2 separate regions of the Homo sapiens genome follow, and region 2 is linked to region 1. Evidence: read pairs that join two places in POLR2A ChIA-PET (ENCODE). Cell type or tissue: PC-9. All regions are shown on one strand. Links, peaks and the distances in the headings refer to the core of each region. The heading gives the core; the rest is flanking DNA.

Region 1 (5,381 bases), core at 104-5,103:
TCTAGGGGGACTAAGCAGGGACATTGTTAGAGTTAGGGAGGGGGCTTCTTTGTTATCCCAGTCTCCCAAGATGATTGGACATTTCCAGCCCAGCCGAGTGGCCAAGCCTGTTTGCATGGAGTTAAATGCCCAGCCCCACCCCACCCCTTGTTCCCACCAGCAAACCTCAAAGTCTATTAACAGCCTCTGTCCTGATCATGATTCATCCTTCCTGCCCCTTCTGTATTCTGGTTACTCAGAGCCGTGAGCCAAGGTTGATTACTAATGCCATCCAACTGACCTTGCCCATGGAGAGCTTACCTGGTAGATTAAACATTCTTCATCAGATGACACCTCAGGTTGGGTTCTGTTTGTCAGCTAGCTCTGTACATTGCAACAATGGATTGTCCTAGATGCAGACGGAGACCCTTTTCAGGACCAGGAAGTCAGGGGACACATTATCTGAGGAGTTTGGGGTGCCAGGGTTATTGCGGGTATAGAGACAGGAGGTGCCCCAGGCCAAGAGCTCCTGTGCTTAAAGAGCCACATAAAAGTGGTGGAAATATGCTCTACATCAAATCTTCACGTGCTGCCCTGGAGATTGGCCGTTGGCTCCTTCTCACCATTGGTGGAACCTTTCTAAAAACATTTCATTATATTATTATACCAGTCATAGCCATTATTCTATTTTTTTTAATTGCAACATTAAGGCCGGGCGCGGTGGCTCATGCCTGTAATCCTAGCACTTTGGGAGGCTGAGGCGAGCGGATCATGAGACCGGGAGTTCGAGACCAGCCTGGCCAATATGGTGAAACCCTGTCTCTACTAAAATACAAAAAAAAATTAGCCGGGCGTGGTGGCGCACGCCTGTAATCCCAGCTACTCAGGAAGCTGAGGCAGAATTGCTTGAACCCAGGAAGCGGAGGTTGCAGTGAGCTGAGATTGCACCACTGCACTCCAGCCCAGGAGACAGAGCGAGACTCCGTCTCAAAAAAAAAAAAAAAAAAATTACATTATAGCTAGAGCTACCCCTACTTCTTACCCCTAATTCCTACCCCTACTCACTCTCTTCTCTTTTCCAAAAGATGGCAGAACTGAGACTGCAATCCAGACATCCTGACTTCTAGCATTGTTTCCCCAAAGGGCTCAGATCCTTAGGGATCAGGTGTCATTGGTGGGAAACCCTAGTATCTCAATATCCTGATATCCTGGCCCAAGATTGTTCAGTGTCCTGGGACAGGCCAGGCAGGGTCTCAGGGGATTCGTCCAACAGAGGCTTGGAGCTCCTCAGGTCCAACTTTATTCTGCAGAAGGTGAGTCTGAGGTGCAAGGAGGGGAAGTCATTTGCCCAACCAGGTCACAGGGCACATCTCTCTTTCTGTTTGGTCCGGGTTATCTTTATATTGGGTTTGCATTTCCTGAATACACAGCAACAGGGTGGGGGGTGGGTGGAGGACAGGGGAAGTGGGCTTAAAAGAACCCCATCTGAAAATGTTTAGATTTCCTGTGACTGTCCCGTGAAGAGGGAGATAATCTGTGTTCACGGAACTAAGAGGAGAGGGAGAGACTTGGTTCAGGTCCAGGAGGCCAAGAGTGGAGAGAAAAAGGAGGACAACATGAGAGCTATTCAGAGAAAGCTGTGACATTTTTATGGATGAAATAGAAACAAATAGGAGTTTGTTTCTTTGCACTTCAGTGATGTCTTCTTGTTTGTATTTTTGGACAACACTCAAGCCATGTGGAGGCTCTGGCCTCGTTCTAGTAGCAGTGGTTTGTGGTCTTTGGAGGCTCTTTGGCCTGGGACCGGGCGCCTTTGGTTCTCATCTCCCTTGAGTTGGCTTCTACCAGGATGTGTGATCCTTTGGAACTCTCTCTTCCTCCCTCGGAGCTTCCATAGCTTATCTCAAGGTGGAAATAAAACCTCCTGCTGGGCCTGCCTCACAGAGAAATAATGGGTATGAGAGTGTCCCCCACAAACTGTCAGGGTTAGATTGGCCTCGTTTTTTCTTTTTCCACGTCTGTGAGGCTGGCATGAGCTCTGAGGGAGTCAGGAGCTTCCACCAGGGAAGGCCCATGTGCCCATCAGATCAGGTGGCACATGTGGCCACAGAGGCCACTCCAGACCCGATTTCCTGGGACAGCCCTTCCAGGCAGTGTGTCCCCAGTTCCTTAAAGGGGGATGTCATTTAAGCAGGAAAGGCTGTAACTAAAAGTAAGGAAATGGTATATACGGACAGAGTTACTACCAATTTTCTGGAATTGGAGAGCTGGGTACCCTCTTGAAACAGAAAACGAAGTAGAATATCACTTTATCTGGTATCATAGAGGAACTGAAATGACTCCAGCTAACAGGGCCCACCCCTTCTAACTTTTTTAGGTGGTGATACCAGGTAAAGTGATATTCTACTGGATACAATTAAGCTTTAGATTGCCACTAAATAATTGCGTCTCATTTCCTCTTCGGGGGTCTTGAACTGCTTGAGAGCCATATCCCAGAAAGTAGAAAACCACCTTCGTTACCAGTAACACCAAATTAGAGAACTCAGCCTGACCCGTGGCCACACCAATTCCCTCTTTTGCACCCCTTGAATTGCACTGACCAGTGTAGACTTGTAGGCCTCTCTCTCTCGGACTTCCTGCAAGGATGAGCCAGTCATGTGCATGTTTGCATTCTGTTTCCTGCTGTCAGTGAACAATTCTACTGAACGAACTATGGCCTTTCCTTGATGTCTCTGGATCATCATTGTGGATAAAATGAATGTGCCCTGGACACAGGTGCTTTCAGGGGATGTTAGAGTAAGCAAGGTCATTGGTCCCTATCCCAAAGGGCCCAGGCTGCCCTTCTCTCTTCCCTCCTGCGTCCACTCCTGGCAATTTCTGCCCCTGAGCAACATTCTGCTGATTGAAACAAAAGGAGGGCTGAAGGTTGTCCAGGAAACAAATAACCAAACCAACTCAATCATGCCTGAGTCATTGAGCCTGGTCTAAACTGTAACCCACGTCAAAACAAAACAACAGAAACCCCACCCCAGGCAATGAGACTGCTCGAGTCCTCCCTGGGAGCACATGTGTCCTGTACCTTCTCTTGTTTAATCTTCTCAGAAACCCAGAACAGTAGGTATTATTATTACTGTTTTACAGATGTCAAAATTGAGGCTCAAAAGCGAAGTTAGATAGGCCTGCTGGAGGGACTCACTATGCCAGTGGAACGTTGAGATTTGAACCCCAATCTTTGACTCCAGAAGCAGTGCTCTTGGTGTTTCCATGAGGAAAATATTTGTCATCTAATCCATTTGTTTCTCTCCAATGAGATATTCCTGATGAGTAAAAACTTGTCCAGACAGGGCCGGGCGCAGTGTCTTATGCCTGTAATCCCAGCACTTTGGGAGGCCGAGGCGGGTGGATCATGAGGTCAGGAGATCGAGACCATCCTGGCTAACATGGTGAAACCCCGTCTCTACTAAAAAATACACACACAAAAAAAAAAAACAGCCGGGCGTGGTGGCAGGCGCCTGTAGTCCCAGCTACTTGGGAGGCTGAGGCAGGAGAATGGCGTGAACCCAGGAGGCAGAGCTTGCAGTGAGCCGAGATTGTGCCACTGCACTCCAGCCTGGGTGACAGAGCGAAACTCCATCTCAAAAACAAACAAACAAACAACAAAAACGAAACAAAACAAAACAAAAAACTTGTCCAGATAACTGGAGCTTTTAAGCCTAGAACCTTTTTTTTTTTTTTTTAGTGTAAAGTGCATCAGCTTCTTTTTCACACTTCCAAGTTCATGGCTAAACACTAGAGCGTTGAAGTTTGCTAGGAGCTGACAGCCAGATTCATGGGACGTGCCTGTACTACGGCATAGACTTTCTCTCCTTGGCCCTTCAAAAACCAGTGATAAAAGCTGGAAGGATCCTGCAAGGAGGAAGTAGCTTCATGCTGAACAGATCTGCAATGGGAGGACAAGAGGCACCGCAGAGTATCAGAGGGTTGGGGGCTTAGCCCTTCATCACCAATCATGCAACCTTGGGAAGTTCATCCCCTGCATGTTAATTTCCTCCTTTCAAACAGAGAAGACAGTTCTGACCTCATAGGTTTGTTGTGACCTCACAGAACAAAATAGTATATGTCCATTCTTTTTGCAATATTTTCAAGAATGTTATTATGAAATATTTTCTAGAATGTTATTATTGGCCATGAGGACATGCACACCCTTTCACGAATTCTTTGGTGTCCTTCTCAGCGACTTTACACCGGGCCAGAGGGTTCGTGACTGTGGCCCAGGGAGACTGGTCTCCAAGCCGGGAGCTCCACTGATGTCAAGCAAACACACCATGTGGTCACTGGAGCAGGCCACCCCACATCCCAGCACTGATTTCCCCATCCCAGGGCTGTTAAAGAGATGCAATTATGAGCTTTTTACTCTTCTGTTCAAAAAAAAAAAAAAAAAAAAAAAGGAAAGAAATGGAAAAAAGGATAAATTAATTTTCTCTAACCTGTGGCTTTTTTTTTCCTTCTTCTCTCCTTGCTGTGAGATTGCCACTTAACTTTTTTTTAATTAAAAAAAATGATGTTCTGGGTGATGGGACATAATATTTAGACATGTTGAGCTGACAGTTGATGAGTGTGTTGTCAATACACCATCACCACAAATCATGTTCCCAGGGTTGATCAGAAGGAGATTTGTGTGCAAATGCATGTGTGTGCTCACACACTTGGATGATTTAGAGTGATTTAGAGCAACTTCTCAAAAGCAGTTGCTGGGGAGGGCTGGCCACAGGCGAGGGGCAGCTGACTAGGGCAAGAGGAAGAAATCGGCTTCTGTTGTGAATTGAGGTGATTGGCTCTGAGTTTACTGTGGAAGCAAAAGTCGCGACGTCCTCCCTCCCTCCCTGCCTTCCTCTGTCATGTTCTTAGCACCCAGTGGGTGCCAGGTATTCTGCTGACCATGAGGCACTCCTTAGAAGCAGTCCTAGTTTGATGGAGGAGACAAAAGAAACAGTTTGAAGCGGTGTGCTGACTGGTGTGAGGAAGACATGACCCCTGAGCGCTGGGCCCATGTTCACCGGCGTGCTGGCCGCCCTTCTTCATGTTCTTGCCTTCAGTGACTGCCTGTTCTCAGGGGCCTCACAAACCTCTCTGGGCCTTGGAACCTCGGTCCAGCTGCCACGGTGACAGCTCCTGTTGAGGTCTCCATGTGAAACAGCTCTCCCAGTGCTCCACGCTTCATAGATGTGAACCTGACATCTAGGTCACATCTGACTCCTCCTCCTGTACCCCCATAAGTCCCTTCTATCATTAATCCTGTCAGGTTCACCCCAAAACACCCCTCCGTCACCCTCATCCAAGCTATCTGGCCTGGACCATGGCAAACCTAAGTTGCCCCATGTCCTCATTCACCTTCCTCCAGT
Region 2 (5,381 bases), core at 145-5,144, 52 kb after region 1:
TGGTGCCCGCTTCAAGGCAGCTAGGAGCCAGAAGAATTAAACCAAGGATGGTCCCAGCCTTGGGTTTGTTGGTTTATGATTGGGTGGTGTCCTGACCCCCTGGAATATTCTTTTTTGATCTTTCCATGTCATAGATGCTACTGACCTGAGCCCATAATGTGCCTCAGAAAGGGTCCCTGGGATTTTGCCACAGTCTGTAAAGCATGAGCAAGAGGAGCTTTGACCTCTAGGTAGTGCCAGGAACCCTCCATCATTAAGGAACTAATTCGCTGCATGTAGATGATTCTAATCCTTACATCACCATTATCCCTGGTATTGATTTCCTTCATTAGCAGACAGTCCACAGTCAACTGCACATTAAGTACGTACCAAAGACACAAGAAGACCTAACTAGTCTCTGAACCCTGTATGTGTGGCTTTGATGATTACTATCACTTGTGATCCTTGCAATTAACTCTCCACCCTGCATCCATAGCCATGGGAAATCTCCTTTTCACACTCTGTGGAAAACATTACCTACCATATATGTGTATATAAAAATTATGTCTGACATTACTAAACTCTAGCTTTTGTCACCATCAGTGAAAGTATTGGGAATTCATGAATTATGTAAATATTTGAAATTATATTTTCATTCCCAATTGTGCCCCAGTTGTAAGGGTTAGCACATGTATGTGTGTTATTTTCTTTAACAGACAGTGAAACAGCAGTTTTCATGTGCCAGGCATTGTGTTAGGGACTTTATAAATATTGACTCATTTAATCCAATGTAATTCATTTAATACCAATTCTATGCAGTAGGAAACTGAAGCACAGAGCTTAAGCAAATTGGCCATAGTCACACAGCTGCTGAGCGTGTTGTTAAGCCTGATTCCCTTGTGTAGTTAAGAGCAGTCAGATGCAAATTTTCTTTTGTTTGTTTGAGACAGGGTCTCACTTTGTCGCTCAGGCTAGAATGCAGCGGCATGATCATAGCTCACTACAGCCTCAACTTCTTGGGCTCAAGCAATCCTCCCACCTCAGCCACCTGAGTAGCTGGGACTACAGGCACACACCACAACGCCCCACTCATATTTTAATTTTTTGTAGAGACAACGTCTCACTTTGTTGCCCAGGCTGTTCTCAGACTCCTGAGCTTAAGCAGTCCTCCTGCCTTGGCTTCCCAAAGTGCTGGGATTACAGGCTCACCCCTGTAATCTCAGGCCACTGCACCTGGCCACACATTTTCTTAAAGAAGTATAAAAAATTTGGACTTGGCCAGGCACGGTGGCTCAAACCTGTAATCCCAGCAGTTTGGGAGGCCAAGGTGGGCAGATCATCTAAGGTCAGGAGTTCGAGACCAGCCTGGCTAACATGGTGAAACCCATTTCTAATAAAAATACAAAAAATTAGCCAGGCGTGGTAGCACACACCTGTAATCCCAGCTACTCGGGAGGCTGAGGCAGGAGGATCGCTTGAACCCAGGAGGCAGAAGTTGCGGTGAGCCGAGATTGCACCATTGCACTCCAGCTTGGGCAACGAGAGCAAAACTCCATCTGAAAAAAAAAAATTGGACTCATTAATGCTTCAAAGCCTATGCTTCTAACTAATAATTGATCCTAGCTATGAAATATACATACATAAATACATTTATATTTGAGCCCAAATAACAGAGAAAGTAGAAATCTGTAGAATAGAATGGTATTGCTATTTTTTTCAATCAGAGATGGCAGTATTCTACATTCAGGATTTCTTGTGACCAGGGCTTTTGTTTGACTCATTTAAGTAGTGATGTATGATATCAGAATAGTCTTTTGCTCGTTTGTGGCCTAATGTTTTAAAAAACATGTGATCACCCAGGCACTGTGGCTCACACCTGTAATCCCAGCACTTTGGGAGGCCAAGGTAGGTGGATCACGAGGTCAGGAGATCGAGACCACCCTGGCCAACATGGTGAAACCCCATCTCTACTAAAAAATTAACTGGACGTGGTAGTGCACGCCTGTAGTCCCCACTATTCAGGAGGCTGAGGCAGGAGAATTGCCTGAACCCGGGAGGTGGAGGTTGCAGTGAGCAGAGATTGCGCCACCGTACTCCAGCCTGGGCAACAGAGTGAGACTACATCTCAGAAAAAAAAACAAAAAACAAAAAACAGTATGCTCTCCTCCAGTTCAGTCAACTAAAAGCAGTTGAACTCCCACAATGTAAACAGCAATGTGTATGTAGTGCTGTGGGTAACCCGGGATGTTAAATGGCCCTTCCCTCCTCTCCCCCGACCACACAGAACATATGTCCTTGTTGGGAAGATATAACACATGTAAGTGGAAATACACCATGAACCCCAAGAGTGTTTAAAAGCAGTATGCAATGAGATCCAGAAAGTCTTAGATGCAGCGTTAAGGACTCTTTCACCCAATTTCACCATTTTACAGGAAGAAAGTTGAGACCCAGAGAGAGGAAGGGGCTTGCCCCAGGTCACACAGAGCATTGCTTTCCAAATGAGTAGAAGAGACAGTAAACAAGGAAGCACAAAGATTCCTAGCCTTGAAGACCTAGGCTTTGCTCCTAGGCTTGCTGGTCTGTAAAATGGCCAGATGATTTAAATGATTTAGAAAGTCCCTTCCAATTCTGGAATGTTCTGGGCTCTGTCAGTGCCGTGTTTTGGAAGAGGGGCAAAATCAGAGAATATGGTCTTCTAAGGTAAATTGGTGTATCTTAGGCTTGGGTGTTATCAAGTGCCTAGGACAGTGCACAGTGCCTGGCATAATACAGTCACTCAATAAATGTTTGTTAAATGAATGAGTGAATATTTTTCGAAGATAGGAGTTGCTCTGATTCATAAACATTCCTTCTGTGAATTCACTGGAGGGAGATGGAATGAACAAGGGGATGCTGAGCAGAGGAGTGACACTAACAAAGATGTTTCCACACAAGGCAGAGGCACCGTCTCGGACTGCCTGGGCTTCGAAGATGGGTAGGGAGACCCAGGCCGGCGTGAAGCTTCAGATTAAGGAGGAGAGGGTAAGAGGGTGCCCAAGGGGCCACACCCTCTTGGGTTTATTCACCAGGAGCCAGTGTTAGGCTGGGCCAGGAGTGTCCACACCCTCATTACTTGTGAGCTTAGGGAGAGCAAAAGGCTTATGTGCAGAGATGACTCAGGCCCACAAAAAAAAAACAAGAAAATCTTGATTAAAGGCCAATATGGCAGCTCACAGCTCCTTTGTGGGCACTGTGTGCACAGTCAGCCTTCTAAGCATAGTTTGCCGAGTGGAGATGAAAAATTGGGATCATGGGGATCCTGGGGAGGGTGCGCCTGGGGAGGGTGTGCAAGGCACAGTCCTAAGATGTGGTCCTACTCTTTGTCCTCGGGGCCTGCCTGGGACACCTGGGATAGCTCTCCTGATCATGTATCTTCAATGTTTTACGTAAGGGCGGGTGACCATTTCCCTCCAGATGGAACATGAAGGAACATGCTCAGGTGGTTCAGGGATTATTGAGGACTTGAGAGGGGAAAAGAAGGAGGTTTGAAAGGAATGATTGCCCTTTAGCTAAGTAGCCGGGAGGTCAACAGAGCACAGCTGCTCACTCAGCAGGGGCAGTGTGACTGGAAGCAGAGGCAGGGAGCCAAGATGGGTTCTGTTAATGAGGTGAGAGGAGAAGGTGCTGGCCACACCTTCCTGTCCCCTGCCTGTGCTCATGCTCCCCGACTCAGGACAAATATATGGGGCTGGCTGTGATCAAAATTTAGCACAATTCAAGAAACCAACTGAGGCAGTTAACTGACTGTGGAAAACAGCAATCAGGGCTCCAAGGGCAAAGGTAGAACTCACCATGATGTCAGCACAGTTACCTACAGCACAGTCCATTGATGGGGGCCTTGGGAAACATCCTCCTTCCCTTTGGCATTTCAAAGCAGCTGGTTCCAGTAATATTGAGAGATTTAGGATCTCTAAGCCATTTACAGATGGATAAACATGCACCTGTGGACATGTGCAGCCAGACCAAAGAGTGAAGAAGGTTGAGGTTTTGGAATAAGATAGGCCAGGTTTTGAATCTCAGTTCAACTTTTTTACCAGCTGTGTGACCTTGAGAAACTTATTTATTGGGTCAATTTCCTCATTTGTTTAAAAATGAAAAAATTTTACAGTGTTATGAGAACTAGAAATTGTGTGTGTGTGTGTGTGTGTGTGTGTGTGTGTGTGAAATGCATGATTCTCAGCAGGCATTCAATGTTGTCATCGTCATCATTATTATTAGTGACTAACACACAAATTTGTGTCTTTGAGCAGATTTGGGTTGTTGAGCATTTGTATTCTGACTTACCAATTTCTCATAATATGAATTCCATTTGCATGCTTGGGAAATAAAAATATCCTCCTCAAGAAACTCTTATTGTGGACACTCGAGGGTCTGAGCACCATGTTAAATGTATGGCCTCCTCCCCACCCCCATATTTGCCCACCTTCTAATTTTGGAATATAGTAAGTGTTTTGTTTCACAATATATCATAAAATGACCAACTTGTTGTTACGAAGTTCTACATGTTAAGATTTTTGTTCTTGTATTTTTGTATCTCTTAGTCACTTTGGTGAGCCATGTGGTTTGATGGTAAATCATTTTGTGATTTATAGATTGCCAGTTGAAATAACACCTATCTAAATTCCTGAGACATACATAATCATGGTACAGTGTGACTTATAATTTTGTGGCTATATGGAACATTTCTTCTAAGAATGTTTAAGCCAAACAATGGCATTGTGAGAAAATTGTCATTATAACAAATACCATGAAACAAATGGCATTGTCATCTGTTGTGTGTAATTATTTTTAAATGCCAAACTGTAGGCCATGGGCTACTTAATGTTTGAGACCACAAAGTCCCAGTTTGACATAACATGGTTTTACCTGAAACTCTTTGGGGTGGAAAGATGGTGGAGTCTTACAGAAATAAGACCACCTAAGTGAAATCAACCTGTATGTTCTATACTAGTAAGAGGCTGGCTGCTTAGATCATAAACCACTTTGTCAAATGTACTAGGCCTACATCAGTGTTCACTGAGGTCTTCTAACAAATGTGATCATTACTAATTAATCCTGTTTACCAATGGAAACTGAAGCCATTTCTTAAATACACCCTGTTCATACTGCATCGCAAGTATACATGTATGTGATATTAAATAAGGACAATACTGAAACAGTGAGGGGCTACTAAATGCCACATACATACTGGCATTGTCTCCCTCTCTCACACACACACCCCAAATCCAAACTGTAGAGAGGAAGCTTATGTTTTCTGGGTCCTAGGGTATCACTACTTTCAGAAATCTTTATCCTTCTTGGAAAGTCTTGCTTCTGGGCTTTAAGAATCATAGGCTCCCCAGACTTATATCACTGTCAGGGGT

What was found. ChIA-PET counts read pairs that join two places held together with the same protein. Peaks named below come from ENCODE experiments on the same cell type or tissue, not always from the same donor. Only the 100,000 strongest peaks of a DNase experiment are listed, where the experiment ranks them.
Region 2: POLR2A ChIA-PET joins it to region 1 with 13 read pairs; 6 of 35 experiments call an interaction of 5 or more read pairs at or near these places.

What each region holds. Positions count from the first base shown.
Region 1 is chr6:42,289,787-42,295,167 of GRCh38, reverse strand. All of the region lies in intron 4 of TRERF1 (transcriptional regulating factor 1), which reads left to right. Among named protein-coding and RNA genes, the nearest start is that of MRPS10, 75 kb to the right of the region's middle. In PC-9, for the core only: no CTCF peak of the experiment used is centred there; DNase peaks (open chromatin) are centred at 237 and 2,947; H3K27ac peaks cover 3,681 bases.
Region 2 is chr6:42,237,636-42,243,016 of GRCh38, reverse strand. The region is part of intron 15 of TRERF1 (transcriptional regulating factor 1); the gene reads left to right. Among named protein-coding and RNA genes, the nearest start is that of MRPS10, 22 kb to the right of the region's middle. RefSeq lists an enhancer at 565-1,147. In PC-9, for the core only: no CTCF peak of the experiment used is centred there; a DNase peak (open chromatin) is centred at 3,116; H3K27ac peaks cover 2,143 bases.